Regions from separate parts of the Homo sapiens genome. Here all the other regions are linked to region 3. A link is a loop called in an ENCODE intact Hi-C map of the cell type or tissue named here. Cell type or tissue: mammary epithelial cell. All regions are shown on one strand.

Region 1 (5,000 bases), 78 kb after region 3:
AGCCTCAATGGCCCTTTCTGGCCAGAGCCTCATGCAGTACTGGGATTGGCTGCTACCTGACCTCCCACTGACCCAGCGACATGCCACCTTATGGCACTCCCTCGGTGGCCACCAACACTATGGATCAAGGTCAGACCCCAGGACTTTCCTGAGCTGGGTGCCTCCTACACCTCCAACCCCGAATGCCACCATTGACCCAGAGCAGCACTTAGCACGAACCACCTCGAATATTCCTGGTTCCTTGCACATGACTTCACGTGTGCAGCAGGGTCTGTTCCTCGACCAGAGATGTCCTTCCTCAGCATCTTTCTCCAACTAATGCCTATGTCCTTCTCAAAAGGGCTCAAATATAGCTGGCCTTGACCTCCCAGTCAATTCACCCTCAAAACACCTGTGCTACCTCTGTCCTAGCACGTATCACCTGTCTGTATTATCCTCATCCAGCCCTCCTTGCCTGTGTGTCCTCTGACAGCAGGCACTATGTTCATCTGACTTTGTGTCTTTGTCTGACTCCCAGTAACCCTTGCTGAATGGATGAATGAATGAATGAATGGACCTCCTTCAAATGGAGACTCACACAAAGTTAGAGCTGGGGGGCCCTTCACAATATCTAGGTCAATCCCCTTGCTTTGCTGATGAGAAAACTGAGGCCTGAAGAGTTATGACCCACCCAAGGTCACACAGCCAAATTGGTGGCTCAATTAGGACCTAATAAACCAGATGAAGGGACGTGACACCATAAAACAGTCCCTAAATAGCAGAGCCCAGCATTTAAATGGCACATTTCTCCTGAGAAGTTCAAGACACTTTAACGCTGTGAGCATCAGCCTCACCACCTCTGTGAGATGTAGGGACTTGTCAACCATATAGATTAGCCACTAATGTTTCTCAGCATTTTTCCTTGACTTAAATGGTCCAGTAAACAAAACTGAGTGTCTTAGCACAAGGTGGTAGCACTTCCGGGAGCCTTCTGGTTAAATACAGTCTCAAAGGTTCAAAGTTGTGATTTCCACGGTAAAGATCAAGCACTCACAGAGAGTAGCAAAGAGTTTGGGTAACAGGTTAGACACCGAGCACCGGCTCTAAGATGCCAACAGGCGAGCTTAACAGGACCACCAAGGAAAGGGGGCTTCCCCACAGTGAGGACCCTGCTCACATCCACAGGCCAAATCCATCTTGTAACAGAGGCTACATTCACTGCCACTTTGTCTTAAGTTTAGCCTTGTTGGAGTTCAACACATTTCAGTACCTCACATAATCATTTTTCAACAGCCGACAGCAATGTTACAGAAGTAAACTCAGGAAGGCATTCTGAGCAGATCAAAGATGTGAGTGTTGGCACTCACATCCAGCCTAGAGAAGAAAACAAGGAGATACAGTAAAAGCTCAAACCAACCAGAACAGGGGTGTCTGCAGGGAGAGTGTGGGATCTGGACCGCAAAGACTGAGTATTAGATTACAGACTTAGGGAAAACCAGTTAACCTCTCTGACCTCAGCTGCCCCAGTAGCAAGATGAGGATGTTACTGACTTCGTAAGGTCACTGTGAAAATTAAATTAAATAACAGAGAGAAATGGTGAACTCCGTAACACTTTAAACTGCCAGTTATTATTAAAAGGAAGTAAAAATGTACACCTAGGAATTCCTCATAAAACTGAAAATAGAATTATGTAGATTGTACTTTATAGATTATAAGGATGCCATAATTAAATCATTTCGTCCACATGTAGGAGACTGCGGTAAAAAAAATGTGAGCAGCATCTACTTTGTAATTAACATGAACACCTCTCAAGTTATTTTGCTACAAGTGTAGCATTATTATAATAATTAGAATACATAGTATATAATTATAATAATTTGACATTATAATTGTAATATTATCCTCTCTGGATACAAAAATTAACATTGGTGGTGGAAGGGAGAGGCTGAGACGGGACCCATCAGGGCCAAGGAGGCAGTTCCTGAGGCTGGTACCCCTGAGACATCCCTTGCTCTCACCCCATCTTCCAGCTGCTGCATCTTTGGTGGAGGCCTGCAGAGGCACCAGCGGCACCCCAACAGCCAGCGGGCTTCTGACCCCAGCTGCAGGTCTAGGCAATTTCCTTTCTCATCAGTGCTTATTTGAATTTGCTAACACGCAGCCATTTCGACTCTTAATTAGTGATCTGTCCTTTCCCATTTAATATATGAAGAAAGCGCCAATGAGTAGAAAAATTGCCAAAAGGCAAGCACTAAGGGAGAAACAAGGCAGATAACTGGATGTTTGTCCTAATTTTCTTATCTCTATAAAGCCGCAGCGACAGCTAAGTCCAACTAGGGCTGCACGGAAGGGCCTGCGGGTGGTGGCTTCGGCTCCAGAAGTCCAGGAGCGCCCTCTAAGGGCCTCAGAGCGCAAGCGCTGCCCAGGCCGGGCCGAGGGAGGAAGACGCAGGTTTTTCATAAGCAAGGATAACTTTTAGGAGGGAGGAAAACGGGGTGCTCACGAATGTGAATAACCAATTCACATACCTCCCTGATTCCAAATGTTCTAACATACATCTACAAAAGTTGGTAAAAGAGATGGATGAAACAGTATCCACCACTGTCCCCCAGCGACCCAGCTCTCCATCCCAAAGGCACCAAAGTTTGTAGTTTCATGGGTATTCTAACAGAAACGTTCTGTGCAGTTACAAGTAAATACATACACATACATAGTCCTTTCTCTCCTTTACTTTTATACCTTTAAATACCTCTATTTTTTAACTGAAATAATAGCTTCTGATAACAGTTTAATTATAACTCAAGAAATCCCTAAGTTCCATGGGGGGCCAATGAAAAGAGGTCTGCTCCTTAATCAGCCAAGGGTGATGGAGCCTCTCCCGAAATGTTTGCTTCCAGGCTCCCTGCCCCCCTCATCCCTTGAGGTAGGAAGAATAATGATCCCCCAAAGATGTCCTTGTCCTAATCCCGAGAACCAAGGATGTGGGCACCTCTAGAAGGTAAAAAGAGCATGGAAATAGATTCTCCCTTAAAGTTTCAATGCAGGCCTTGATTTTTGCCCAGTACCGCACATTTCAGACTTCTGATCTCTATAACTATAATAAAGATCATAAATTTGTATTGTTTCAAGTCATTAAGTGTGTGGCAATTTGTTATAGCAATAGGAAATGAATACACTCTCCTTCCCCTCCTGTTTTCAGGGAACGGGCCTTTAGAACTTAAGTATGATGTGAATGGTCTTGGTAGAGTATATTCATCATGCTCTGGAACTGTCTGGTGATAACTTTCCAGGGGTGCAAATTGTCACTCTGCAATCCTATTACAACCTCTGATTCCACAGGAATAAATTTCATGATCAGTTGATGAACAAAACAGCTCTTCCATCTGCCATTGGCGGGTGCCAGTGCACAAAAAAGGAGAGAGGGTCTCACCACGTTCTCTCAAAGAGGACTGAAGTAACAGGGAAACCCCATAAAGCCACATGCAGGTTGAGCCACAGGCGAGCTTCTAAAGGCTTCCAGAGATGGAAGGAGCCTCCTTCAATTGACCTATTCTGAAGCGCGGAGACTAGCCCAAGGCCCCCAGAGGTGCAGGACAGCACTGCCACTCACACCCAGGCATCCTGATTTTTAACCTACTTCCCTCCGTATATACCAGTGTGTCTCAAACATTTTGGTGTCTGAATTATCTTCTATTCTTAAATTTACGAGGATGCCAAGGAGGTTATGTTTCTGTGAGTTTTATCTATCCTTATTGACTTTACTGGGAATTAAAACGAAAATATGTACTTATTTATTTTAAAAAACAATAATAAACCATTACATGTTGACATACAAATATATTTATATGAAAAGTAACTGTTTCCCAAAACAAAGAGAAATGAGTGAGAAGAGCAGCTTTGTTTCTACATTTTGGCAAATCTTTTTAATAGAATATCTCCGATCTGCTTATGCATTCAATCTATTGCAATATGTCGTTTTGCTTGGAGAAAACCCAGCCTCACACAGATGTGTAGCTGGACAACTATTTCAATAGCCTTTTTGGATAATTTTGAAAAATCTTTGATATTACACCAAAATTCATCAAGTAGCCAATTCTTAGAATCTGAAATCATATGAAGAATTTTTCATATTTTGTTACATTAAAAATCCATTGGGCTATCATGCACTTTGAACAGACCTTTTACCCATGCAAGATTGTTGTAAGGCTATACACTGGTCATTTGGATCTATTGGTTTATTTGGTTATGCAGATCATCCAAATGTTGACACATTTTATGAGATGACATTTACAAATCACATTCATTTATATCACCATTGATCTCACTAGAAAAAAATTTAAATATTGGGAAACTTTCAAGCTTACAGTGGTGGAAACAACTTGGCAAAATTCTGATTTTCACTTGAAAGCTGAAATGTTATCATTGGCAAGCAATAATAGCAGTTATTTTACTAGAAGTAGCAAGTTCCCTTTGTTCATTTTTGAGAAAACATCGGCCAAATACCCAAGTCAGAATAGCTCTAGTTTGTCTGTTGTCATTCTTTGTGGTAAATACCACATTCCATTTTAAAAAACCAGCTAGCTTAATGCATAACACAAACAATCACACCAGTGCTTCCCCCTGGGGTTGCCACTGAACTTGGTCATCAGCAGTAGTAACTTATGTGTCCTTCCCATTTATTTACACTATTAAAAAGACATACACTCAAAGATACAAAGATTTGGTAAAATTAATAATTTTACTGTGGCATCAAGAACATTCTTAATGAAACTGGCAAATTTTTTTTAACTGCAAAGTCCCCCCAAAATTCAAAGACTACTAGTGCATGGTGATGTCCCTGCCTTGATTCTCAGTAAGACACCCGCAGTTTACCCATCAAGCTTTTGCACCCTCAGTGCAAATGTCAACTGTGAAAAAGGAAAATAGCATCTTAGTAATCTTAGTATTACTTTGAAAATAGTTTTGACATGGAAAATTCCCTAAAAGCTTCTTTAAAGAAGAAAATAAAAATCATCCCTAA
Region 2 (5,000 bases), 360 kb before region 3:
GTAGCTTGGTGTTAAACATGAAAATCTCAAAAAATATATAATTAATTGAAGCTATAGTGGAAATTTGACACTGTGAGCCTGGTAGCAGTCTCTCAATAGAAGCAGCCTTACACGTCAATCTGGACTTCCATGACTAAATTCAGGAAAGAAATAGCTCTAAGAGTGAGGGATGGTTATAGTAGGTCTTGCATGCTGTTTAAAAACAATAAAGGCCAGGCACAGTGGCTCACACCTGTAATCCCAGCACTTTGGGAGGCCGAGGGAGGTGGATCACGAGGTCAGGAGATCGATACCATCCTGGCCTACGTGGTGAAACCCCGTCTCTACTAAAAAATACAAAAAATTAGCTGAGTGCGGTGGCACATGCCTGTAATCCCAGCTACTCAGGAGGCTAAGGCAAGAGAATAGCTTGAACCCAGGAGGCGGAGGTTGCAGTGAGCCGAGATCATGCCACTGCACTCCAGCCTGGGGGACAGAGTGAGACTGTGTCTCAAAAACAACAACAGTTTTTGTGGGAGTGTATTCAGGTGTCCAAATATTATCTGTACCTAAGCAGTGGTTTTTGAATGTTTCGTTCATGGATTTTTTTCTTTAAACGAAACATTACTCTAAAGGCTAATATTAAATCAGATGAAGACAGAGCTGCTTTAGTTGAGGCCTGGGTTGGGGGCTGAGCCCTCATTCTTGGCTTTTCCTCCTTGAGGCAGCCCACGAACACTTCTGCAGAACTGCCAGGCCTCTTGAGGAGTGGCTGGAATGCCATCTGTTTGTGGGAGACCAGAACATGCAGCCCAGAACATGAAGGTTTGTTGAACTAAAGACAAGAGAAAGCAGATGCAGGAGAGCTCTCTGCCCCACCTCGATTTGCCTAAAGTGGGACATAGGTTTGCAAAGACAAAAGGTGTCCTGCCGCGCTTCTACCAGAGAGAGTGAAGGTTAACCACTGAACACAACTTTAGACCTTTGTTGTCTGGAGATGGTACCAGAAGAATCTATAGGAGCAAGCTTTGCTAACTAGCCTTCGTCTGCCATTTATTTGCCTTTTACTAGTTGCTGCCCCTAGCAACTTTTCCTTTGTTTTGTCCTTTTTTTTTTGTTTTGTCACTTCTCTAAAAATTAACTGTTCTTTGTTGAAGACTCTATATAAGCTGAAATCAAGGCTACCTCTTGGAGAATTACTCATTCTCTGGGTGTCTTATATGTCATGTATATACAAGACATACATGTTCATAAGCTTCTGTTTGTTTTTCTCTTGTTAATCTGTCTTTAGTTCTAAGGAGTCCATTCCAACTAAGAACCTATGGGGGTTGAAGAAAAAATATTCTTCCCCTACACATCTAAAGGAGTGACTCTTTGAGATCTCCTGGCACACACTAAATCGACTGCTACTCGACCATTCGAGTGTCCCTTGAATGTGGTGTTGGTTCATGGAATCTCTGCTATAATTCATCCAAAGAAACTTTGTACTTGGCCATAAATAATACTGTGCCATTTTTGAGTCAGGGAAGACTCTCATTCAACCTAGGTGGGTGTTCAAAGTAAACCATCTCTCAAAGCCAACACATGTAGAAAAATAAAGTTTTACCCTAATAGGCTTTTCTGTTTCCAATGAAGAATGAAACCTGGAAGATGGTGGGAAGGTAGCTGGCACCTCTGAGAGTCAATGTGCAGGACAAATGAAGCATCTGAATCTCACATCCTGGTTTATTCACTGGGGCATGAGCTTGAGGGTAGATAATACATATTTTCCTCTCTTTGTAAAAGGCCTGGACTGGGCCAGATGACACTTGGAAGCTGACCTCAGAAGGCTCTGTTTGGAAGGCTGTTGTGTGTCATATGATGAAAGCTGTGGGGATGGTGACCAGGCCAATGGTTCCCAGTGCCAAGCTTGGTCTCCACAGCTTCAACTTCATTCCAAAATAATTGAAAACATGTGGTAAAATATGCATTTTCTTAAGGTTCAGAATTTCCTTGGGATGTACTTTCCATACTATTTTCGTTTAAAATGCTGTGGCCAAAAAAAGTTTGTATGTCAGTATTTAAGTGTTTTCAAACAAATCTTTTAAACATAAAAATTCTGAAGGATGAACACAGGGCCGAATCATAGTTCTGAGAATTGAGGCAGGTGAGCAGCCTAAAGGAAATGGCTTAAAGCAATATTTCTCAAAGCAAAATGATGAGTTTTGTCATTACAGTTTATAATTTAGTCCAAATGTCTTATACGCCTGCTCTCTTAAAAATAATTCTTACATCTGGACATTATGTTTGTGACATCCAACAAAGAGGAAAAAAAGCATCTGCCCATATTTATCCTGCACAAGTTTCCATCTGCAGCAGAAATAACAGCGCCAAATGTTCATAGGGACCAAGCAGATAAAGAATGTGAGGGAACCCAGCTGGGGGTGACTGTGACCACCAGGAGAGCAAGTGCCCATTTAAAGAGAGTTGCCATTTAGAAAGACAAATCCTGTGTTGCCAGGGGTTCTGATTTTTCAAGATACGCTGGAAATTAACATTTTAATGTAAAATATCCTGACTTTTAAAGTTTTTGAAATTAAAGATAGAAGTACAATGTATCGTCCAATAAATACCCTTGAAGGACAGACTTGGCCTGGGGCTATGAGTTTGCAATCTCTGGTCTGCAAGGTGTGCTGCTGGTCTGAAAAGTTAGGTGGCAGCAGAGCCCCACTGGCCTTGCAAAAGGATGGGACAAGTACTCATCAAGATACATTGGGGTTTCAGGGTTGGGGAGTAAGGTTTGTACTATCTCTGTTTCCAGCAGTTTAGTGGGAAGAATGAGAGACAACTTTAAGATGAAGTCAGAGAATGCAGCAATGCACATGTGGGTAGAAGTAGGTGAGGCGAAAAGCGAGTTCCAATGAGAAGAGAAGATCTGGAGCCATGGCCACTAGAGAGCTTGCATCACATTGATGAATGGCTGAAGAGGAGCTTAGAAGAAGCATTGGCTGATGCCAACATCTGACAAATATTTACTCCTGGGTAGTGCTTTTAGCTCTCTCAAGACAGAAAGATAAATATCTGTAGTTATTAACTAATTGTCTTCAGGGCACCTTGTTACCTTTCTCTTCCTCCCCAGCCTCACTACCTCAGTAAACTCCAATTTCTTTTTTATGTTGTATCTCAACCAGTTGATCATTTAGAGTTGACTGCACTCACAGCTGAATCTCTCCCATGATTGTAAGCTCACTTCAAATAAAAGGGCCCCCACCCTGTTCCCTATACTACCTTTGGGTACTGTCTAATTAGATATGCCATGATTACAGTTAGAAGAGTGAGACCAATCAGGAAAATGAGAGAGTTTTCTTGGGCTGAATATGAAGATTCAGAAGCAAATAGGGTAAAAGGTGGGATGAGGTTCATAGGTCAAATATTCTAACTCTAGTAGGTAACTAACTGTATGGGAACTTACGGAGCTATCCTAGCCTCACCAGGCCCACTGATATGAAGTGTCACAGGCTGGGAAGAACCTGAAAAGTCCTCCCACCTCCACTGTATCCCATGTAGCTGAGACCAAGGAAAGGCAATGTCAATTGTCTTTTAGAATCAGACTCTAAAAAAGAAAAAAAAATGTCCAGAAGATTTCTAATTCTCACCAAATTGGAGTAAAACTATTGAAAAAAGGATGCTAACACTATGCTAATGGGAACATTAATCCAAAGAAAACTGGGATGGCTATAATGATATCTGACAAAGTAGATTTGAGAACAAAGTAATTAACAGAAATAAAGAAGATCATTTCATAATGATAAAGGGGTCAATTCAAGAGGTTATAACAATTATAAACACTTATGTGCCTAATAACAGAGCTTCAAAACATGTAATGCAAAAACTGATAGAACTACAAGGACAAATAGCCAGGCCACAAGCATGTTAGAGATTTCAATACCTCTTTATTAATAATGAAAAGAACAAGTTGACAGAAAAATTGTCAGAGATATAGAAGAGGACCTGAACAACACTGTTAATGAACCTGACCTAATTAGCATTTATAGAACACTCCACATAACAATAGCAGTATACACATTCTTTTCAAGTGCACACAGAGCATTTACTAAGATAGATCATATAATTAGCCATAAAAGAAGTCTCAATACGTTGAAAATAAGAATACTTATACAGTAAATGTTCTCTCATCTAATGAAATTAAATTAGATATCAGTAACAAAAAAAATTCTAGAAAATCCAGATCTTTGAAAATCAAACAACACACTTCTAAAAAACCTCATAAATCAAAAAAGAATTCAAAGGAGAAATTCAAAAGTGTTTTCAACAGAATTAAAATGAAAATGCAGCAGATAACAATTTATGACATGACACTAAAGTAGTACTTGGGAAAGTTAGGGCACTAAATTATATCAGAAAAGAAGAGAAGTCTTAAATCAATGACTTCACTTTCCAACTCAGGAAACAAACGATTTCTTAAAAAGCAAATTAATTTCAAAGTAAGTAGAAGAGAGGAAATAATAAAGAAATTAATAAAATATATACTTGAAAAACAATAGAGAATATTTATCTTTGAGAAAAATTAATAAAATTAATAAATCTTAGCCATACTGACCAGGAAAAAAAGACAGAAGACACAAATTGCCAATAGAAAAAATGAGAGATGTGATATCATTACAGATTCTACAGATATTAAAAGATAATAAAGGACTATTGTGAACAATTTTATGCCAATAAATTTGACAACTTAGATGAAATGGGCACATTCCTTGAGAGATGTAAATTACCAAAGCTCACTCAAAAAGAGATAGATGACTTAAATAGTCCTGTATGTATTAAAAACATTGAATTCGTAGCTATAAAATTTCCCACATAGAAAACTTCAAGCACAGATGGTTTCACTGATGAGTCATACCAATTATTTACAAAAAAAATTATTCCAGTTCTACCCAAATTCTTCCAGACAATTAAAGAAGAGAGTACTTCGTATGTCACACTGTGAAGCTAGCATTACCTTATAATAAATGATAAAGGAT
Region 3 (5,000 bases):
TGAGCTGAAGTTGAAGCAGCACAGATGGGAAAACTAGGCAGCACCCTTGGGCCAAGCTAGGCTTTTGCTTTTCATCCTAAAAGAAAGGGAAAGACAGTTAAGACATTAAACCTATACAATTAGGTCTGCATATTCAACACATCTCTCCTGTGCAGAATGCCGAATGGATTGGGTGTGGGAGTGGAGATGTGGATGGGACAGTCTAGTTATACAGCTCTTACAGTAACCAGGTGAGAGATGGCAATAGCTTAGATGAGCACAGCATCTAATGGAGAGAAATAGATGGGTTCAAGAGGAATCCAGACAGCAACATTGACCAGATTTAATGATGAGTTGAATATAGAAGTGAGATAGAAGGAGACTTGAAGATGCTTCTAAGGCTTCAGGCTTGAGCAAATGTGTGGAAAGTGGGACAGTTCTCTGAAATGGGAAACACAGACAAGGGCCAGATTTGGGAATGGGAAGGATGGGAAGGATCATGAGTCTGATTTTTTTTTTTTTTTTTTTTTTTGAGACGAAGTCTTGCTCTGTTGCCCAGGCTGGAGTGCAGTGGCACTATCTCGGCTCATTGCAAGCTCCACCTCCCGGGTTCACACCATTCTCCTGCCTCAGCCTCCCGAGTAGCTGGGACTACAGGCACCCACCACCACGCCCAGCTAATTTTTTTGTATGTTTAGTAGAGACAGAGTTTCACCATGTTAGCCAGGATGAGTCTGATTTTTTATACACCAAGTCTGAGATGCTCTGGAGACATCCCAGTGATGACATCAAGTGATTTTACGATTTGCATCTGATTTTACTATTTGGGGCTCAGAGGAGAGGATGGCCTGGCCTTGAGATATAAATCAATGACTCATTTCTGAGATGAATTAAAACCATGTGCATGGTTGAGACTCTGAGGGGAGAGAAGACAGAGCAAGAGGAAAAGAGGCCCCAGGACCAAGCCTTGAGAAATTCCACCACTGAATGTTGTACAAGCCTGCAAGGAGATGAAGAGGTTGAGAGAGATCACACAAGTTAAGAAGAAGGAAAAGATCAATAACATCGAATGCACCTAAGAGGTGCACGTGATTTTATTTAGCACCCTATGATCACTGATTAGTGTCACACAACTAACAAATGGGCAAGCTGGGCCTGGAAGCCAGGTGAACTGGACCCTGGAGCCCTCCCCACACTGTTCCCTAGAGGAGAGTCATTGAACTTGGGAAGAGTTGCTGCCCTCCTCACGGCATTTCCCGTCTGGCACAGTGCAGTCAAGCCCTGCATATGCTTCCACTGGTGCTGCACACAATGGCCCACCCCAGAGGGGACGGAGGTCACACGTGTGCCACGGAAACCCAGCTTCCAATGGAGTTGGCAAAGCTTAGACTCTTGGACCTCTGGCTTCCATCAGAACCCTGCGTTTCCCATGTAAGGCACTGGTTTCTCGGCTGATCCTGTGTCTGGGTTTTGATAAGGTGCTTGCTGGGCACATCATAACTCCTGATCTCTCTGTTGTTCTCATCAAAACCAGTCCTGAAAGTGACTGATGAGCTGGTCCTGAAAAACTAAGAGGTCATCACGTTGGTGATTTCCTACAGAATCACTCCTAATAAAGTAATAACTTCATTCATTAGGAGTGATTTGGGAAAGCAACAGTTTGCAGGCAGGAATTCTAGGAGTTTCACACTGTTCGGGCACCACTTCATTACACATTGACTTGACTGCTTGTGAAAGAAAGAATGGCAGGTGAAAATGAGCAGAGCACACAACATCCATGTAGCCAGCAGGATTCAAATGCCCTGCAGGGGGCCCGATAATGTGATGCTTCATTTAAGTTTAGGATGTATTCACTTGGCTTCGTTGTTCTGCAGATGAAAGAGCCGGTGTTTGGTTCACTAATGGATGACGAGCTGCCGCTATTCTCTCTCTGAGCCTTGCGGAGTCTGGTGTTTTCCCCCACACCACAGGGTGTCATGTGCTGCAGTGTTCCACAGTAATCAGCTTGACAGGAGTTGGCACGGCTCTGTATTGGGAGTGCCTTATAAACACCTCATCCATATTATTTATGCTAGTGTCGTGAGTACTCATGATTAGGGCTCTGAGGTTTCGTTTCAGATGAGGTGCAGGGTGGGGCATGTGAGGACATGAAGGCTCTAGGGAGCTTTGAATGGCTTGGAATGCCTAGGCATGGGTGTTTCAGAAGCCCGACCTCTACAGGACAATACAGAAATCACATCTAAATTAAGTCTCAGAGACATTTGTTGGGAGTTCTCTGAAAGCTCCTTCTTCACTGCAAGAACCCTTGAGGCGTGTTTGGTGGGGCCAATACACTCTCATTCTGCAGCCAATGTTTCTTAGAAGCCCCTTGAATCAGGGCGCAGTGATATATTTATGTTAAGTAATATCTGTTATGCAAGAGGTCAAAAGCTAAACAGCTTAAAGTAAGGTTTTAAATTATTTTTCTGTATGCTTTCTTGCTTGCTTTTAAAAATTACCATTCACAGAAGTGTGTTCAATTAATAAAAAGATTTTCTGGATGTTTGATTACAAGCTTGCCTCCTTCCATTGATTGATTTGCATTCTATTTGGAACACCACAGACTTCACGGCGGTCCGTGTAGCACCTACCCAGGACTGCACTTTTAGTTCCACTAAAGACTCGAACCCCTTAATCCCAAACCCTCCCTGCATCCCACGCCCTTCAGTCTCACCTGGCAGAATACCCAGAAGCCTTCTTTTCTGTGTCCCTTATTCTAGCTTTTGCGCTGCTGTACAAATTCCACAAGAGAAGATGCTCTTTGGATATTCTTGGACACATTTTTTCATTGTAAGATATAATAGTGGGAACACCAAGACAAGCACTAGAAATTTTGAATTGTGCGAACTGCACTAGCACAATAATGGCAGAGAATGTCAAACTCTGACCTCTAATGCGACCGCTACCTCCCAGTCAGAGACACACACAGCCACAGCCATACTTCTTCCTCTTACACAGCTCAGAGGCCCAGAAAAAAAATTTGCAATTATTCACAGAAAATATCAATTCTCTTTCCATAAGAACTTAAATTTCAAGATGTATCTTCAAATATGTCCTTGGCAGAGTGAACTTAAACATCTCAGAGGCCAAGGAGGCTCAAGATCCTTGGGCATTTTTTCATCACCTCCTATTCCCACATAAGGAACTGAGAAGCACCCAGATTTGTCTGGAAGCACCCAACAGACGTGAAAGGAGAGAAAGAGGCAGAGGCACAAGCCCAGGGCTGACTCCAAAAAGGGACAAATGTGTGGCCCAGCGGGAGCTTATGGTCACGCTCACTGCAGGATCTGATCCTGCAAGGAGCTAGCTGGACCCCCTGGCCATTTGCAAGATTATAGGATGTTAGAGATGTAGTGATGTTTTGCATATGGGGAAATCAAGGCCCAGAAAGATGAAGTACTGAGCTCAAGATCATGCAAATCAATCTGGGACGCGGATTTAGGACTTCTGACTTCCATCCAGTAGTCCTTACCCTACCCCATGAGGCTTCCATTGTTGCCTATATTTCATCCAGTTGAAGGAAGACATCTATCCATCATCCCATTCATCCATCCAACCCATCCAACCCACTCATCCATGCATGCACCCATCCACTCATCCACCATTCTTTATTGTCCACATTTCCCACCTACAGATCATGGGAACTCTGATTTCTGCTTAGGACACACCTGTGACCACATCTCCTGGGGTGGCTTTGTCCCAGTCCACAATGACAAATGAGTGGCAACCTTCCACGGCCACCACGGTGATGTTGCGGGGAGCATGCTGGGGAGGCAGGTCACTCTTCTTCAGGTCATTGGGGATGATTTCATCCAGGCTGTCCACTTGGAAGTGATCCAGTGCATCAGTCAGAGAGCACGGGGCTGATGGGTCTTTATTTAGGTACGTCACGTAAGGAGCTGGAAAAGAACAGAGATAACCAATTGGATTGCTGGAGGCTTTTTCTGGAGGCAGAAACATAGCATCTGTTCCACAGAGTCAGACCCACCATTCGGTCTCTTCCTGCTGGACGGAGGCTCCATCAGCCTTGATGCCAAGCTCAGAAACACACCCCCAGCTCTCCTTGATGGATCCATGTGTTTGTGTCTTTCAATCTGGTAATTCCAAAAGATCCTATTGCCCCATGGACATCAATGACTATGCCCGCAAAGTGGTTTTGAGAGATCATGAAACTATAATTCAATGTAATATAAGCCTGCAGCTCGCTGCCATTCCTGTGCCCCACATTTGGAAAAGGGTGAGTCAGGCCCACCCAACACTTTACTAGCATTCTCTCAACACAGTTCATTTCCTTGACTATCTTGGGACCAGGAAAAAATCTATACTGATCAAGATATGCAGCCTTTAGCTTCAACCCTGGGTGGCCTTCCCTAGAGCTTCATAAACCACCACAACAATCTGGAGCATCTGTGCATAAGGCCCGGCCTGAACTACTGTCTACAACATTACTACTCAGTATAACAATAGCTACTCACATTTACAGATGGCTGAAGATTTTTCTACATACTTTATTTCAGGGGATACATGGTCCTGGGAGTAAGGCAGGATATGAACCGATGGCCTCATGTTACCATCTCGCCTGCCAACGCTGAGAGTACCCACTATGCAAGGATCAGATAGCAGGCTGTCACCCCCAGCCCTTAACTCTTTCTATTATATCCCACTAAATTAGAAATGCCAAGGACTTGGGATTGGGGCTTTATATATGCAAAACTCTCAAGTGATGTCCAGTAACAATGTCTGGCAATTTCTGAAGATTCCACTGTATCTTTTGGTGCTAGGTTGTCATTCTCATTGGCTATTTGGACTGAATGCAGTTTTTAGTTTCTCTATTTGACTTTTGGGCAAATAATGAAACTAAGGCAGAAGTCAAGAAGTTCTTTGTAACTAATGAGAACAAAGATACAGAGTCCCTGGGACACAGCTAAGGCAGTGTTTTCCAAAAATTAGTCTGAAGCTAGGCCTTTAGAACTTGTCCATGG
Region 4 (5,000 bases), 400 kb before region 3:
TGCCTAGGTGATGATCTTTTTACGATAAATTTCCCAGGTGTTCTTTGTGCTTCTTGTATTTGGATGTCTACGTCTCTAGCAAGGCCAGTTTTCCTTGATTACTCCCCCAAATATATTTTCCAAACTTTCAGATTTCTCTTCTTCCTCAGGAATACCAATTAATCTTAGGTTTGGTCATTTAACTTAATCCCAGAATTTGTGGAAGCTTTGTTCATATTTTCTTATTCTTTTTTCTTTGTCTTTGTTGAATTGGGTTAATTCAACAACCTTGTCTTTGAGATCTGATTTTCTTTCTTCTACTTGTTCAATTCTATTGCTAAGATTTTCCAGAGCATATTGCATTTCTATAAATGTGTCCAGTGTTTACTGAATTTTTGATTGTTTTTTCTTGAAGCTATCTATTTCCTTAAATATTTCTCCCTTCACTTCTTGTATTGTGTTTTTTTGGTTTCCATGCATTGGGCTTCACCTTTCTGTGGTGCTTTCCTGATTAGCTTAATAACTAACCTCCTGAATTCTTTTTCAGGTAAATCATGGATTTCTTCTTGGTTTGGATCCATTGCTAGTGAGCTAGTGTGATTTTTTGGGGGTGTTAAAGAGCCTTGTTTTGTCATATTACCAGAATTGGTTTTCTGGTTCCTTCTCATTTGGGTAGGTTCTGTCAGAGGGAAGGTCTAGGGCTGAAGGCTGTTGTTCAGATTCTTTTGTCCCATGGGGTATTCCCTTAATGTAGTACTCTCCCTCTTTTCCTATGGATGTGGCTTGCTGTGAGCTGAGCTACAGTAATTTTTATCTCTCTTCTGGGTCTAGCCAGATTCCGGCTGGTATTGGGGGTTGTCTGCAGAGTCCTGTGATGTGAACCATCTATGGGTCTCTCAGCTGTGGATACCAGCACCTGTTCCAGTGGAGGTGGCAGGGGGCTGAAATGGACTCTGTGAGGGTTCTTAGCTTTGGTGGTTTAATGTTCTATTTTTGTGCTGGTTGGTCTCCTGCTGGAGGTAGCTCTTTCTAGAGAGCGTCAGCGGTGGTAGTATGGAGAGGAACTGGCGGTGGGCGGGACCCTAGAACTCCTCAGAGCATATGCCCTTTGTCTTCAGTTACCAGGGTAGGTAGGGAAGGCCCATCAGGTGGGGGCAGGGCTAGGAGTGTCTGAGCTTACTCTCCTTGGGCAGGTCTTGCTGCTGCTGCTGTGGGGGTTGGGAGTTAGGTTCCCAGGTCAATGGAGTTGTGTTCTTAGGAGGATTATGGCTGCCTCTGCAGAGTCATGCAGGTTGTCAGGGAAGCGGGGGAAAGCCGGGAGTCATAGGCCTCACCCAGCTCCCATGCAATCCGAAGAGCTGGTTTCACTCCCACAGTGCCCCTGCCAACAGCCCCAGCAGGGCTTCAGAACTTGCCCCAGGCTACCCACCTCCCAGCTGTGAAAGAAAAGGGTTTGGTTCTTTCCTTGCCTGTGGAGTCTGCACACCAGATTCGCACCCTCCCCCGAGTTCTGGGCAGGAGGCTTCTCACCCAGTTCAAATTGTTACAAAGTTCAGCTGGAGACTTCCTTCTCCCCGTGGCATCCTTCCCCCACCTCCACCATGCCTCTGGCCACCCTCCCGAAGGTGCCTGGTGGTGCCAGGCAGGAATGGCCTGCTTGGGGGCCAGTGAGCTCCCAGCGCCTTTCCGCTGCTTCTTCTACCCCTGTAATTCACTCAGCTCTCTAAATTGACTCAGTTCCAGGTAAGGTCAGAAACTTCTCCCGTGGAGCTGCACCTGCTCGGAGGAAGAGGATATTCTTCCTCTTCTGGGTCTTACAATGTTGCCCCACGAGTTAGCTTAGGCCTTGCTAGCAGTCTTCTCCCTCCTTGAGTCCTGGCCTGGTACCCTACTCCCATTTCTTCTCTTTTCTAGGGAATTCATCTTTGCCAAGGCTGTTGAGGTTGGGGTGGGGAGTGAAAAATTATTTTGTCTTTATTATACCCTCTAGATGAACCTCTTCTCTTTAAACTCCCCATTCTAGAGTATGCCCTGGGGCTCATCTGAAAATCAAAAAACCATCTGCCATCTGCTCTGAGTTTCAGATTGAATTCCTAGGCATGCCTCAAGGTTAAAAGACCTCTGTTTCCATTGCTCTCCAACAACTTCTAAGGTTAATGTCCCTTAAAAGCTCCATTTTCCATCAACCAAGTAAATCTCAGAATTCTTTTTTTCTATTAACTTAAATATATTTGTTCCATAACCGGTAGGTGGCAGTATTTCTACACTTTTCTGCCTTTCACGTTATAGGATTTACCTAAAAGCAGAGTGGGTTCAGGGTGTTGGAACAGTCTTAAAGGAGTTCTGCTAAGACACATATTACCCAGAAGTTTTTGTTTTGTTTTGTTTTGTTTGTTTGTTTGTTTGTTTGTTTGTTTAGATAAAACAGAGTCTCACTGTGTTGCCCAGGCTGGTCTTGAACTCTTGGGCTAAAGAGATCCCCCTGCTTTAGCTTTCTGAGTACCTGGGATTACAGGTGTAATCCCTAGAGATTACAGGAGCTCTACCCAGAACTTTTTTGTTGTTGTTCACTGAGAACTGATAATCTTTTACTTTATTTTCATTATCAAACTTTTAAATTATTTTTATTCTGAGACAATCTAAAATTTACATAAAAGTTGCAATTATAGTACAAGAACCTTAGTTTTTCCAGAGTCACTGGGGTGTAAGTTGCTGACGTGACGTCCCATCACCGCTTAATACTTTATGTGCATTTCCAGCAAACAAGGCCATTCTCCTCCATAGCCACCATATGGCCATCAAAATCAGGAAATTTACGCTGATACCTTACCATCTTGTAATCCTCAGATGCCATTCAGATACCATTCACCAATTGTTCCAGTAGTGCTCTTTGTAGCAAAACCCAGTCCACAATCACCCCGAGTATTTACTTATCATATCTCCTACCATCCTTCAAACTGGACTGGCTCCATAGTCTTTCCTTGTCTTCCATTACCTTGATACTTTTGAGATTACACGCATTATTTTGTAGCATATCCCTCAATTTGGGATTGTCTAAATTTTGTAATATCAGATTCAAGTTACGCATATTTGGCAGACATCTTATTGCATACCATCAGATGGCACACCGTGTTGATTTGTCTCATTATCAGTGATGTTAACTTTGATCACTTGATTCTCCTCGTGTCTGCCAGCCTTCTCCATTGGAAACAGATTCTCTTTCCCTTTGTAGCTAATAGGACTTTTGTGAGGAGTTACTTTGAGACTATGTATCATGTTTATTATCAAACTTTCAAATTATTTATTTATTTATTTATTTATAGACTGACGAATTTTTATTTCTTTCAATAGGTTATTTTGATGCTCAAATTGTTTCAGATTTAGTCAGTGGAAAGTACTTCGAGATGTCTTTTATGACCTTTTGATATGCCCATCAATAATTTCTGGTACAACATGTTCAAAGTTCAAATTGTATTTCCTCTGATCCCAAAGCAGCCATTTCTCCTCAGAGCCCTGGGTCTTTTTGTGTAGAGTGGTTTCGAGTGAGCTCCTTGCTGTTAGAGTATCATTGCTTGTGGGTCTTTTTGATGGGCAGAGCTAAATACCTATATAGATATATATGTATAGCTATACATATATACATATACACACATACTTACAGATATTTTTATATGTACGTATACATATACAAAATATATACATATATGTATAGATATACATATGTATACATATATACATATACATATATGTATAGATATACATATGTATACATATATAGATATATGTATAGATATACATATGTATACATATATACATATATGTATAGATATACATATGTATACATATATAGATATACATATATGTATAGATATACATATGTATACATATATAGATATACATATATGTATAGATATACATATGTATACATATATAGATATACATATATGTATAGATATACATATGTATACATATATAGATATACATATATGTATAGATATACATATGTATACATATATAGATATACATATATGTATAGATATACATATGTATACATATATAGATATACATATATGTATAGATATACATATGTATACATATATAGATATACATATATGTATAGATATACATGTATACATGTATAGATATACATATATGTATAGATATACATGTATACATGTATAGATATACATATGTATACATATATAGATATACATATGTATACATATATAGATATACATATATGTATAGATATACATATGTATACATATATAGATATACATATGTATACATATATAGATATACATATATGTATACATATATAGATATACATATATGTATATCTATACATATGTATAGATATATAGATATACATATATGTATAGATATACATATGTATAGATATATAGATATACATATGTATAGATATATAGATATACATATATGTATATCTATACATATGTATAGATATATAGATATACATATATGTATAGATATACATATGTATACATACATACATACATGTATAGATATACATATGTATACATACATACATACATGTATAGATATACATATGTATACATACATACATGTATAGATATACATATGTATACATACATGTATAGATATACATATGTATACATACATGTATAGATATACATATGTATACATACATGTATAGATATACATATGTATACATACATGTATAGATATACATATGTATACATACATGTATAGATATACATATGTATACATACATGTATAGATATACATATGTATACATACATGTATAGATATACATATGTATACATACATGTATAGATATACATATGTATACATACATGTATAGATATACATATGTATACATACATGTATAGATATACATATGTATACATACATACATGTATAGATATACATATGTATACATACATACATGTATAGATATACATATGTATACATACATACATGTATAGATATACATATGTATACATACATACATGTATAGATATACATATGTATACATA
Region 5 (5,000 bases), 59 kb before region 3:
CCAGGGCCAGCCCAGCACACGCAGCATCTTCGTGGAATGAGGGAAACCTGTCCCCTGCAGTGGATGGATTCAATGCATCACATCTGTGTGGATGAATGAGAAAAAGGCTGCCAGCAGCTCCATGCCAGGCTCAAGGCTCAGCAGAGCTGGGTGGGCTTCATTCAGCCCACGGGTGCCCCTTACCAGGTAGAGTCTCCCCAAGCTCGTGTAGACCCCTCCAGTAACATGGTCTTTCTTTTCCTCCCTCCTCCCCAGAACATGGGACAAGAGAATAAAAGTGGGCTCACGCCTGTAATCCCAGCACTTTGGGAGGCCAAGGTGGGCGGATCACGAGGTCAGGAGTTTGAGATCAGCCTGACCAACAGGGTGAAACTCCGTCTCTACTAAAAATACAAAAATTAGCTGGGCGTGGTGGCGGGTGCCTATAATCCCAGCTACTCGGGAGGCTGAGGCAGGAGAATCGTTTGTACCCGGGAGGCGGAGGTTGCAGTGAGCCGAGATTGCACCATTGCATTCCAGCCTGGGCAACAGGGTGAGACTCTATCTCAAAAAAAAAAAAAAAAAAAAAAAAAAAGTGAGATTAATTAGTGAAGGAAAAACAGTAAAAACAACAGGAATATGGAGGCAATGATTCAAAAGATGACAACCCGTTATTCCAATGATGGGACACGATTTCCAACTCTGACACAAGCATCCTTTAACTCACACTTAACCACAAGCCACTAGGAATCAGCACAACTCAGGCACACACATCTGTGAACAAGAAAACACAGGAAGATCTGTTTTCTCTTTTCAGGGAAGACCCTAGGAGCTCTGTTCATAAGTATTTTGAAGCTCCCTGCAGTCACAGGGTTGCCGTTCTTTCCCTTAGTAAGGCCACAAGGTAAATATGTTTTCTTCTCTGCTCTCTGACCAGACAGAAGATTGCCTCTGCTTATAAAATCATCTGTAATCTCCGGCAAGGAGGTTTCTTCCATGGCTTAGGGTCTTATTTCCTTCCGTACTGGTCCCCACCTCCCAGCCCCCATATCACATGGGCATCTCGCCTTTGCTGGCCTGGTGGCCCCTTCTGGTTAAACTTCTCTGGCAGCTGGCCGAGGTGCAACCTCCTGTATCTGGACATGAGCGGGCTTTGTCCTCGCCCCTATCACAGCCAGCCAACAGCTAGCCAGACAGCCTGGTAAATAGGGCAGTGGAAATTCAGCTGATGAGTGGAGGGTTTCCAATATAAATTTCCCTTTTCCCACCACAATTTTATAGAACTTTGCAAAGATGCACATCAGCACTTTTGCAAGTTGGCTGTCTTCTGAAAAGCATCAAGCTTGTCAAAGCTTTAACTTTTTATGTTGTTATTTCAAATGGTTTGATCAATTATCAAGCACATGATGTCCCTGTAACCCTATCCTAGGCCATAAGAAGAGGGTTTGAATACCAGGGTTTTAGAAAAGTCTGTTTGCCACATCAAGGAGAGTTTTATGTAACCCTTAGTACATTTTCTCTTTATCCTGACATCTCATTGCTATTTTTTTTTTTTTTTTTTTTTAGTATATTGGAGTACATTTAAATTCTGGCTATACAAGCCAACATTTCTGTAAATCATCTTTCTGCCCTCTGTTAATAAGTGAATCTACAGCAGAGAGGACTGGCTTGGTTAGCTGACAACTCCTATGTAATGGGACTGAAGTAAGAAAATGTTATTAACAAAGTGACAGCCCTAGGTGAAAGTGCAAGAAGTTCTAGCAAATTCCAAAAATATTTTATAGGCTCTTGATCTCATTAGGCCCTCTTTTGCAAAGGAAACTTACTGGGCAGTTTCTTAACTTCCTGTACTTCTCAGACTAAACTCAGAGCATTCACAAAGGAAAATTGGTTTCACTGGCTTGATCTTAAACCCTTTCCAGTGAATCAAACAGTAGTGAATGTCTAGAATACACGTCAGAATCAACACTGGGAACTTTTCTAACTTACAATGTTTTCTTAGTTATGTGCCAAAACAAAACCTTGCCAAGAGGAATTATTTTGATTTAGAGATATGGCTGGTCTTATACAATTTGAGCTCTTTGAGGGCAAAACTGATATGTGATTATCTTTGTATTTAAACATCTCAAAAAGTAGTTTTTGTAACTGAATGGAACCTAATACCAAGGACTTGACAGCTTCTCCAGGCATTAAGAGGCCACAGCATGCCCCTGGTCTTGGCTCATACATCTGCCCCTGCTAAGAGGATGCTGCCTGACCCACACCCCGGCTGCTGGGGTAGCGCCTCCTCATCTCTCAAGACCCATCTTTCCAAACTCTTTCTTGAGCGTTTTCCATTCATTGCACCCCCTGGCTCCCTGCACACACTCCAGTACAATTGATCATCCTTTCTATCCAACTCCCACTGCATCTTATACATCCTCATCTCCTCACAAGGGACACCCCATTGCACTTACAGGTGTACGTGTAGATTCCACTTTGTCCACCAGGGTTTCTCAAGCTCTGCACTGTTGACATTTGGGGCCGGATGACTCTTTGCTGCAGCATCCTGTGCATTGTGAGGTATTTAACAGCATCCTGGCACCCAGCCTGCTGGGTGCCACTAGGAACCCTCCCCCAGCCGTGACAGCCAAGGCTGTTAGGCATTGCTACATGTTCTCTGGGAGGCAGAATTGTCCTTATTGGAAACCACTGTGCTAGACTCAAAGCTCATGAGGGTGATGGCAATGTTTTATTTCTCTTTAAATTCTTAGCACTTTGCTCAATTCCCTGTCTACATTGGACATTCAGTATTTTTTGGATTTTGAGAATCAAGTGAATTAATGCATGCTAATACAGTATGAATACTCAACAAACCTTAACTGTGTTACTGCTATTATCTGAAACTATTGCCCATCTCAGCAATAGGCAGTGATTATAATACTGACTTTATAACTTTCTGGTGAAATTAAATGTGTAGGGTAGGTGTCCAGCTGCTCTGGTGTGTGGTTGTGTCCACTTTGAACCTGGGCTGTCCTCTGAGATGGGTCAAGATCTTCGAAACCCCAACTAAAGCTCTGGACCCCTGTCCACAGGTTTATGCTAGACCTGGTAATTCTGGCTTCCAGACCCTTCTTAGGTGCTAACTTTAGTCCCTAGAGCTTGCTTCAGCTTCTGCCAGCAGGCCTGGCCTAGGTCGTCTCAGCCACTCCACTTCTTGCCTATCTTGACTTCTAGAAAGGTTATAAACCTCCACCACCATCTGTCCCTTCTTGTCTCAATTGTGCCTGTTAAGTTAGCCCATGACCCAGGGTGACTTGTTTCGCCATTCTTTGGGCCCTGTAATTAGGTTATCTTCGAACTACCCAAAAACCAGCAAGATCTCACACATTCGCCCTGGCCTGGTGTATATCACGCTAAAGACAGCCTGCCGAGAGGAAACTGTTCCTTGGAACAGTTGAATTTGTGACTCTATGCATATAAAGTTCAGCCTGACCGACACTTTGACCCTCCCACTGCTTTGGTGTTGGGAGAACATCACTCATGACAGAATTCAGTGAGTTGTAAATTATCAACAGTGGTGACTTAATTGACAATTGCTGTGTTATAACATTGTTATCACTTATATTAGGGTTCTCTGGAGGGACAGAACTAATAAAACAGAACTAATAAAAGGGAGTATATTAAGGAGTATTAACTCACACAATCACAAGGTGGGGTGCCACAGTAGGCCATCTGCAAGCTGAGGAGCAAGGAAGCCAGTCCATGTTCCAAAGCTGAAGAACTTGGAGTCCAATTTTCAAGGGCAGGTAGCATCCAGCATAGGAGAAAGATGTAGGCTTGGAGGCTAAGTCAATCTAGTCTTTTCACGTTCTTCTGCCTGCTTTATTCTGGCTACACTGGCACCTGATTAGATTATGCCCACCCAGATTGAGGGTGGGTCTGCCTCTCCCAGTCCACTGACTCGAATGTTAATCTCCTTTGCCAACACCCTCACAGATACACCAGGAACAATACTTTGCATCCTTCAATTCAATCAAGTTGATACTCAATATTAACCATCACATCAATATAGGAGCTCCCCCAGTAACTATGGTCCTTTTTGAGACCCAGGATAATGTAAGACAGACAAGACTCTGACTTGTCACTTGGGTAATATCAGCCTCCTGGTAACATAGGTTGCCCCTGTTAGGCTGGCAATGTGGCCCCTATTCAGAGCAAGTTTAACATACATATATCCTATTATAAGGAGTATGCTGCTAGCAGAGATCAGAAAAGCTAATCTGTAGATGGGACTTTTACCCCCAGTAGTATTTCCCAAACTTGGCTTCTTATTTATTTGTTTCCTTGACCTTCACTCAGTCACTTACCGATCCATTCATTTATTTGTTCACTCAACAGACATTTATTCAATACTGGGATGTGCCAGGCACCCCATGCTACAGAGTCAGGGAAGCAGTGCTTAAGCCAAACTCTGGTAGACAAGTAGGATTCCACTAGGCAAGATGTCAAAATAGCACAGGCAGCTTAAAAACTGACTTTTCTCTAGGACCTACCCTCCAGTATTCCAATTCAAAAGGTCTAAGGTGGGCCCAAGGTTGGATTTCCTAAAAGCACACTTGAGAGCTGCTTTCAGCTGTATGTACCTTAAAGGAGGGAAGGCACCATGACCCTGGAATGGCCCAGTGCCCTAAGAAGTTCAAGCAGGGTGCTGGAGAGCTGTCAACATGTCACTCTGAGGCCAGGCGAAGGGAATGCAAGTTCTAATAAGTCTGGTACATTCATCAGCTTCAAAACTCCTCTTCCTAAGCTGGAAGGCCAATGTATGCCAATTATCTTTTACTTTGCCCCTTTTAAAGATAATTATCATTCAAAAAATAAATATAAAAAGATTTAAATGTTAATCTCCTCCAGCACAGGTTAAAGATGGTGATGCAGGCTTCTAGTCCTGTTGGATTTTGGCCAAACTCAGTTATCTGGATGGACTTTTTGCTACTTACATGCCCAGCTGAGGCCCTAGATTCCCTATAGCTGATCCCATT
Region 6 (5,000 bases), 210 kb before region 3:
CCCGAGTAGCTGGGACTACAGGCGCACACCACCACTCCCAGCTAATTTTTTTTGTGTTTTAGTAGAGATGGGGTTTCACCATGTAGGCCAGGATGGTCTCCATCTCCTGACCTCGTGATCCACCTGCCTCGGCCTCCCAAAGTGCTGGGATTACAGGCATGAGACACCACACCCAGCCTCACCTTTCTGTAAGTCCAAATAAAAATAAAAGCAGCTGGCAAATCTAAAGTGAGATATAAGTGGATTTCTCCTCCAGGTTCAGGATCCAGATGTTGTCTCTGCCAGGTGTCCTTTCCCACCTTGCCTTCTGTTCTCCTCTCCCCTCCTCTCCAGCTCCATATCATGCTCTGCCAAAGAATGCAAGCCTTCACGTGAGCTGAATCCATCCTGGGCAATACTATTAGGCCCATTCTAAAGCCGGGGTTGGTAAACTATGTCACAAGCTACATCTAGCAGAAATGATTTTTTAAAATTTAATGGTTGTAAGAAAAGAAGAAGAAGAAGAAGCCGGGCACAGTGGCTCACGCTTGTATTCCCAGCATTTTGGGAGGCCAAGGCGGGCAGATTATTTGTGGTCAGGAGTTCAAGACCACCCTGGCCAACAAGGTGAAACACAGTCTCCACTAAAAATACAAAACTTAGCAGGGTGTGGTGGTGTGTACCTGTAATCCCAGCTACTCAGGAGGCTGAGGCAGGAGAATCACTTGAACCCAGGAGGCAGAGGTTGCAGTGAGCCGAGATCATGCCACTGCACTCCAGCCTGGGTGACAGAGCAAGACTCTGCCAAAAAAAAAAAAAAGGCCAGGCACGGTGGCTGGCTCACACCTGTAATTCCAGCACTTTGGGTGGCCGAGGCGGGCGGATCACGAAGTCAGGAGATTGAGCCATCCTGACTAAGATGGTGAAACCCCGTCTCTACTAAAAATACAAAAAAAAAAAAAAATTAGCCAGGCATGGTGACGGGTGCCTGTAGTCCCAGCTACCCGGGAGGCTGAGGCAGGAAAATAGCGTGAACCCACGAGGTGGAGCTTGCAGTGAGCGGAGATCGCACCACTGCACTCCAACCTGGGCGACAGAGTGAGACTCTGTCTCAAAAAAAAAAAAAGGGAAGAAAACAGAGACACAGAGACAGTCCACAAAGCCTAAAATATTTACTATTTCTCTCTTTCTAAGGAAAGGTTTGCTGAGTCCCATTCTAGAAGTAACTGAGTATAGGGGGAAGTCAATTATAAAAAAAAAAATGGCAGCTACAGCATCCCCAGAATGGATGAGGTGCTGGAGCACTAGGTGAACATGTTACCTTTCTATTTTTTGAGAAGTGCTGTTTCCTTTCCTGACAGAAAGCTGGGATGACCTTCCTCAGGTCTTAGAAGATGCAGAGCTCTCATATTATAAAATGGTACACACTGTCTCTGTCTCTCTGTATCTAAACACACATATTATATATCTAATTTAATTTACAATAACCTATACCTTATATCTATATATTATTGTGAATTAAATTAGAAAAAGTGAATAAGGGAATGAGAATTACAGATCCAATTATAATATGTGATTTACATACATATGGAGCCTGGACTCGTCTTCCTCTCCCAGTCAAGTGTAGCTATGGCGTCAATTAAGATTTAGATGATGTTCTCAGGTCTGGGGAATGAATTGCTGAGTGCCAGGAAAATAATGCTCAAGTGTCTGTGCACGCACGGAGCTAGCTGGACGCCGCTCCGACAGATTTCCTTTGCGTATCGAGCATCTGAGCTCTGCAGAAGTCTCTTCTTAAAGTCATCCTGAAGCCCCTCAGTCCTCAGATTGCTGCAGTATCTTATTGTTTTTAAGCCCCTCTGTTAACTTAAAGATTAAATATTTTTGCTCACACTCTCTAAGTGTCTGAAAATGCTCAAAATATTGAAAGATGGAGAAATATACTTGAGAATCTTTTTATTTACTTTAAAATGAGTGTGGGATACTTTCTCCTTCCAGTCTCTCTGGGACTGACTCCAGCTCTAACCTGGGCTTGCAGTGTGGCCAGCAGTTCAGTAATGTCCAACTTGACCTAAGTCTGATTTTTACTAAATCAAGAACTCTACTAAAAGATGTAAAAATGTGAATGATTGTTGTTTGCCACCTTGAAGGAAAATAGCAGTGTTAAATTAGAACATTCTCTCATCTTAGAGATGTTACTAACAGGTGACATTTGGATGCTGTTTCAGAGGAATGGGATTATACTGAATATTTTTCTAATATTTCTTTCGTTGTCACAAGGTGAGAAACAACTGGCACTGTTCTAAGGGCTTAATATGCATTAATTTAATTCTCACATCTCATGAAGCAGGTGCTGTTGTGAGCCCCATTTGACAGAGGAGGAAACTGAGGCACAGATTGGTAAATGGAAGAGCCCAATTTCAAAGCCTGATGATTTCGTTTCAGAGCTTGGACCCTTTCCTGGCTGACACCAGACATTCCTAGAACCCCTAATTATGTGCTAGAAGAGTGATTCTCCATCCTAACTGTAAATAATTTGTAGTTATATGTAAAAGTGGAGTTGGGTTCCAGGCTCAGAAAATTATAAACAAGTTTGTCACCTGCATAACTGTCTGGTGGGACATTGAAAAGTTCCACAAGATCGTCTTCTGCATTGTGGGCCCTCTAGTATTCCAGGCCTCCACCCACTAAATGAGGTCACACCCCATCTTCATGACTATCAATAAAGTAAAACAGGGCCAGGCGCGGTGGCTCACGCCTGTAATCCCAGCACTTTGGGAGGCCCAAGTGGGTGGATCACGAGGTCAGGAGTTCGAGACCAGCCTGGCCAACATGGTGAAGCCCTGTCTCTACTAAAAATACAAAAAGTAGCCAGGCGTGGTGGTGGAAGCCTGTAATGCCAGCTACTCGGGAGACTGAGGCAGGAGAATCACTTGAAACCGTAAGGCGGAGGTTGCAGTGAGTCGAGATCGTGCCACTGCACTCCAGCCTGGGCGAAAGAGCAAAACTCCCTCTCAAATAAATACATAAATAAAGTAAAATAAAGCCCCTACACATTTCCAAAATGCTCTCTAGGGGGCAGTAATCCCTCCATTAAGAACTATTGGTTAGCTTTTTGATGGTGACATTAAAGCGTCATTTCTCTAGGTTAAATCAACCTGGATAAGAGTTCTAGCCACAGGCACATGTCTGTGTTTCTACATGAGCATGAAGAAGCGAGTGCACTGTGGAGAGGATATGAATAATATCTCCCTCCCTTCCCAACTAAGGGAAGCCGGCCCACGCCTGCACTCACATGAGACTGTTCCCCACGATGGCACAGTAAGAGGAGACTTGAGAGAGCGCCCTGCTGTTTTGGTCGTGTGTGATGTTAGTGACTGCGTCATAAGAACCAAAGCTGATGCTTGATTGGAGTGTGCTAGAATCCAATCACTTAGAAGTGGGTCCGCCAGCAAATATGCAAGATTGATTTTTGGAAGCGATGCTGGAAACTGTGGCTGGCGAAGGTAGACGGAGCTTTGCTTTCCAATATCTGCAAGGGGCCGACTTCTCCGTAGCCTGTGTATGTCGGGGCACTCTCAGGCTTTCATATCGAGCCAGATGTTCCCACTTCCTTTTGATTCTCTTGCTGATGGAGAAAATTGCCGCTCTGGGGGATGAAATACTTCCCAATGACTTGGAAATTGTGATGGTAACTTGTAGTTGATGAATCATGAGTTGTTACCACAGGCCCCACAAAGACCCGCAATGCACACCAAAGACGGGCACCAAAACCACCCCAGTGGTATGGAGAGAAGCACGTGGTTCTCTCATTTTGAACACTCTGTGTTTTAAAGATATCAGTAATGTCTCCCTCCCTTCCCAAATTATTTTCTCCCAGGGAAGCTCCACGTTATGACATCTTCACAGATGCAGTCAACTGTTTTCTTTAAATGTCATTGGCCACCGAGGAGAGGTAGGCCCTAAGTCTTGTGGCCCCAACCCACCCTGCTGAGAGGTTGGTATGTGGCTCCTGTTTTGGGAAAGAGGAGGTAGGCGGTTACGTGACTCCCCCACTTCCTCCAGCTCTCTTGGCAAGGCTATTGGCAGATTGGAGCTTGCCCCGCTCTGGACTCAGAAGTTCTCATTTGCTACATTAGGCTGCTTCATCTGGCTCCAATGGGAGGATTCTTGGAAAGTTCTAAACTGGGTTACAGCCGCATTTTAGGCTGCCATTAATTGATTGTTCAGAGCTAAAATTAGAAAAAATACATTATAACGACTTTTACCATGTCAGAACCACCAATATTTAAAAATATTTCACGAATGTAATTGCTGGTGTGAAATATACTTGTTTAACCATCCCACCACTAAAGGAAAATCTTGGACTGAAATTCTTCATTTCAGGAAACAAATTATAAATTTCAACAGATAGTGGTTTGCCTCACTGAAGAGACACAGGCTTCAGGACCCAATAGGCTGGTTTTAGGATCTTGGTCCCTCTATTTACCAGCGGAGGGCCCCAATAACTTACTACCTCTCTGAGTCTCAGGTTTCACATCTGCAAAGTGTGGTTAAAAATATCTGCTTTGCAAAATAGTGTTTTGCACAAGGCTAACTGATAGAGAGAGAGAGAGAGAGTTAAAGACCAAACTGATAATTTTGTCAACAGCATGGAATAGCAATTGGGAAATTAATTTATTATGTCCTCTGTGTGGTTAACCAAACTAAATGTTTATTTAGCTAGGGTATTGTGTCTTGATAACAGCACCCCCACAAGAGAAAATTTAATATGTTGTAAATTAGGTTTTGGTATCAAAAATTTTGATAAGGTATTAAAATGTGGTACCTAATTTTGAATTTCAAAGACTGTGTGGATATTCATATAGCCACAAAAGTTTGTATACAATTTTAGAGGGTCCACAGACCACTGAATTCCATGCAAGGATCCCTTGAGGATCTATGGACCTTGTATTTGAAATCCCAGAATACTGCTTACTGAGAGATAGCTTTTATACTTGGGGTTCTAGATTTTGATAATC

The links. Hi-C counts contacts between places; a loop is a spot of excess contacts. Peaks named below come from ENCODE experiments on the same cell type or tissue, not always from the same donor. Only the 100,000 strongest peaks of a DNase experiment are listed, where the experiment ranks them.
Region 1: a loop joins it to region 3, with 9 times the contacts of the local background. A loop is called at or near these places in 9 of 110 quality-filtered maps.
Region 2: a loop joins it to region 3, with 17 times the contacts of the local background. A loop is called at or near these places in 9 of 110 quality-filtered maps.
Region 4: it touches region 3 in a loop (2.8-fold over the local background); 28 of 110 quality-filtered maps call a loop at or near these places.
Region 5: it touches region 3 in a loop (4-fold over the local background); 3 of 110 quality-filtered maps call a loop at or near these places.
Region 6: it touches region 3 in a loop (15-fold over the local background); 5 of 110 quality-filtered maps call a loop at or near these places.

The regions. Positions count from the first base shown.
Region 1 is chr6:159,171,822-159,176,821 of GRCh38, reverse strand. The region is part of intron 1 of FNDC1 (fibronectin type III domain containing 1); the gene reads right to left. Among named protein-coding and RNA genes, the nearest start is that of FNDC1-AS1, 4.3 kb to the right of the region's middle. RefSeq lists an enhancer at 2,211-2,505. In mammary epithelial cell, a CTCF peak has its summit at 2,381; no DNase peak of the experiment used is centred here.
Region 2 is chr6:159,606,846-159,611,845 of GRCh38, reverse strand. No RefSeq gene overlaps it. Among named protein-coding and RNA genes, the nearest start is that of SOD2, 84 kb to the left of the region's middle. In mammary epithelial cell, a CTCF peak has its summit at 2,671; no DNase peak of the experiment used is centred here.
Region 3 is chr6:159,250,219-159,255,218 of GRCh38, reverse strand. It overlaps FNDC1 (fibronectin type III domain containing 1), which reads right to left. Exons shown (of 23, transcript NM_032532.3): 17 at 3,687-3,917. Among named protein-coding and RNA genes, the nearest start is that of FNDC1-IT1, 12 kb to the right of the region's middle. In mammary epithelial cell, a CTCF peak has its summit at 2,184 (motif pointing left); a DNase peak (open chromatin) is centred at 2,068; H3K4me3 peaks cover 417 bases; H3K27ac peaks cover 563 bases.
Region 4 is chr6:159,651,961-159,656,960 of GRCh38, reverse strand. No RefSeq gene overlaps it. Among named protein-coding and RNA genes, the nearest start is that of SOD2, 39 kb to the left of the region's middle. In mammary epithelial cell, a CTCF peak has its summit at 2,239 (motif pointing right); no DNase peak of the experiment used is centred here.
Region 5 is chr6:159,309,292-159,314,291 of GRCh38, reverse strand. No RefSeq gene overlaps it. Among named protein-coding and RNA genes, the nearest start is that of FNDC1-IT1, 71 kb to the right of the region's middle. In mammary epithelial cell, a CTCF peak has its summit at 2,476; no DNase peak of the experiment used is centred here.
Region 6 is chr6:159,461,694-159,466,693 of GRCh38, reverse strand. It overlaps LOC101929142 (a long non-coding RNA gene), which reads right to left and starts at 3,337. Exons shown (of 3, transcript XR_943178.4): 1 at 3,275-3,337; 2 at 183-347. RefSeq lists an enhancer at 3,677-4,182. In mammary epithelial cell, a CTCF peak has its summit at 3,070 (motif pointing right); no DNase peak of the experiment used is centred here.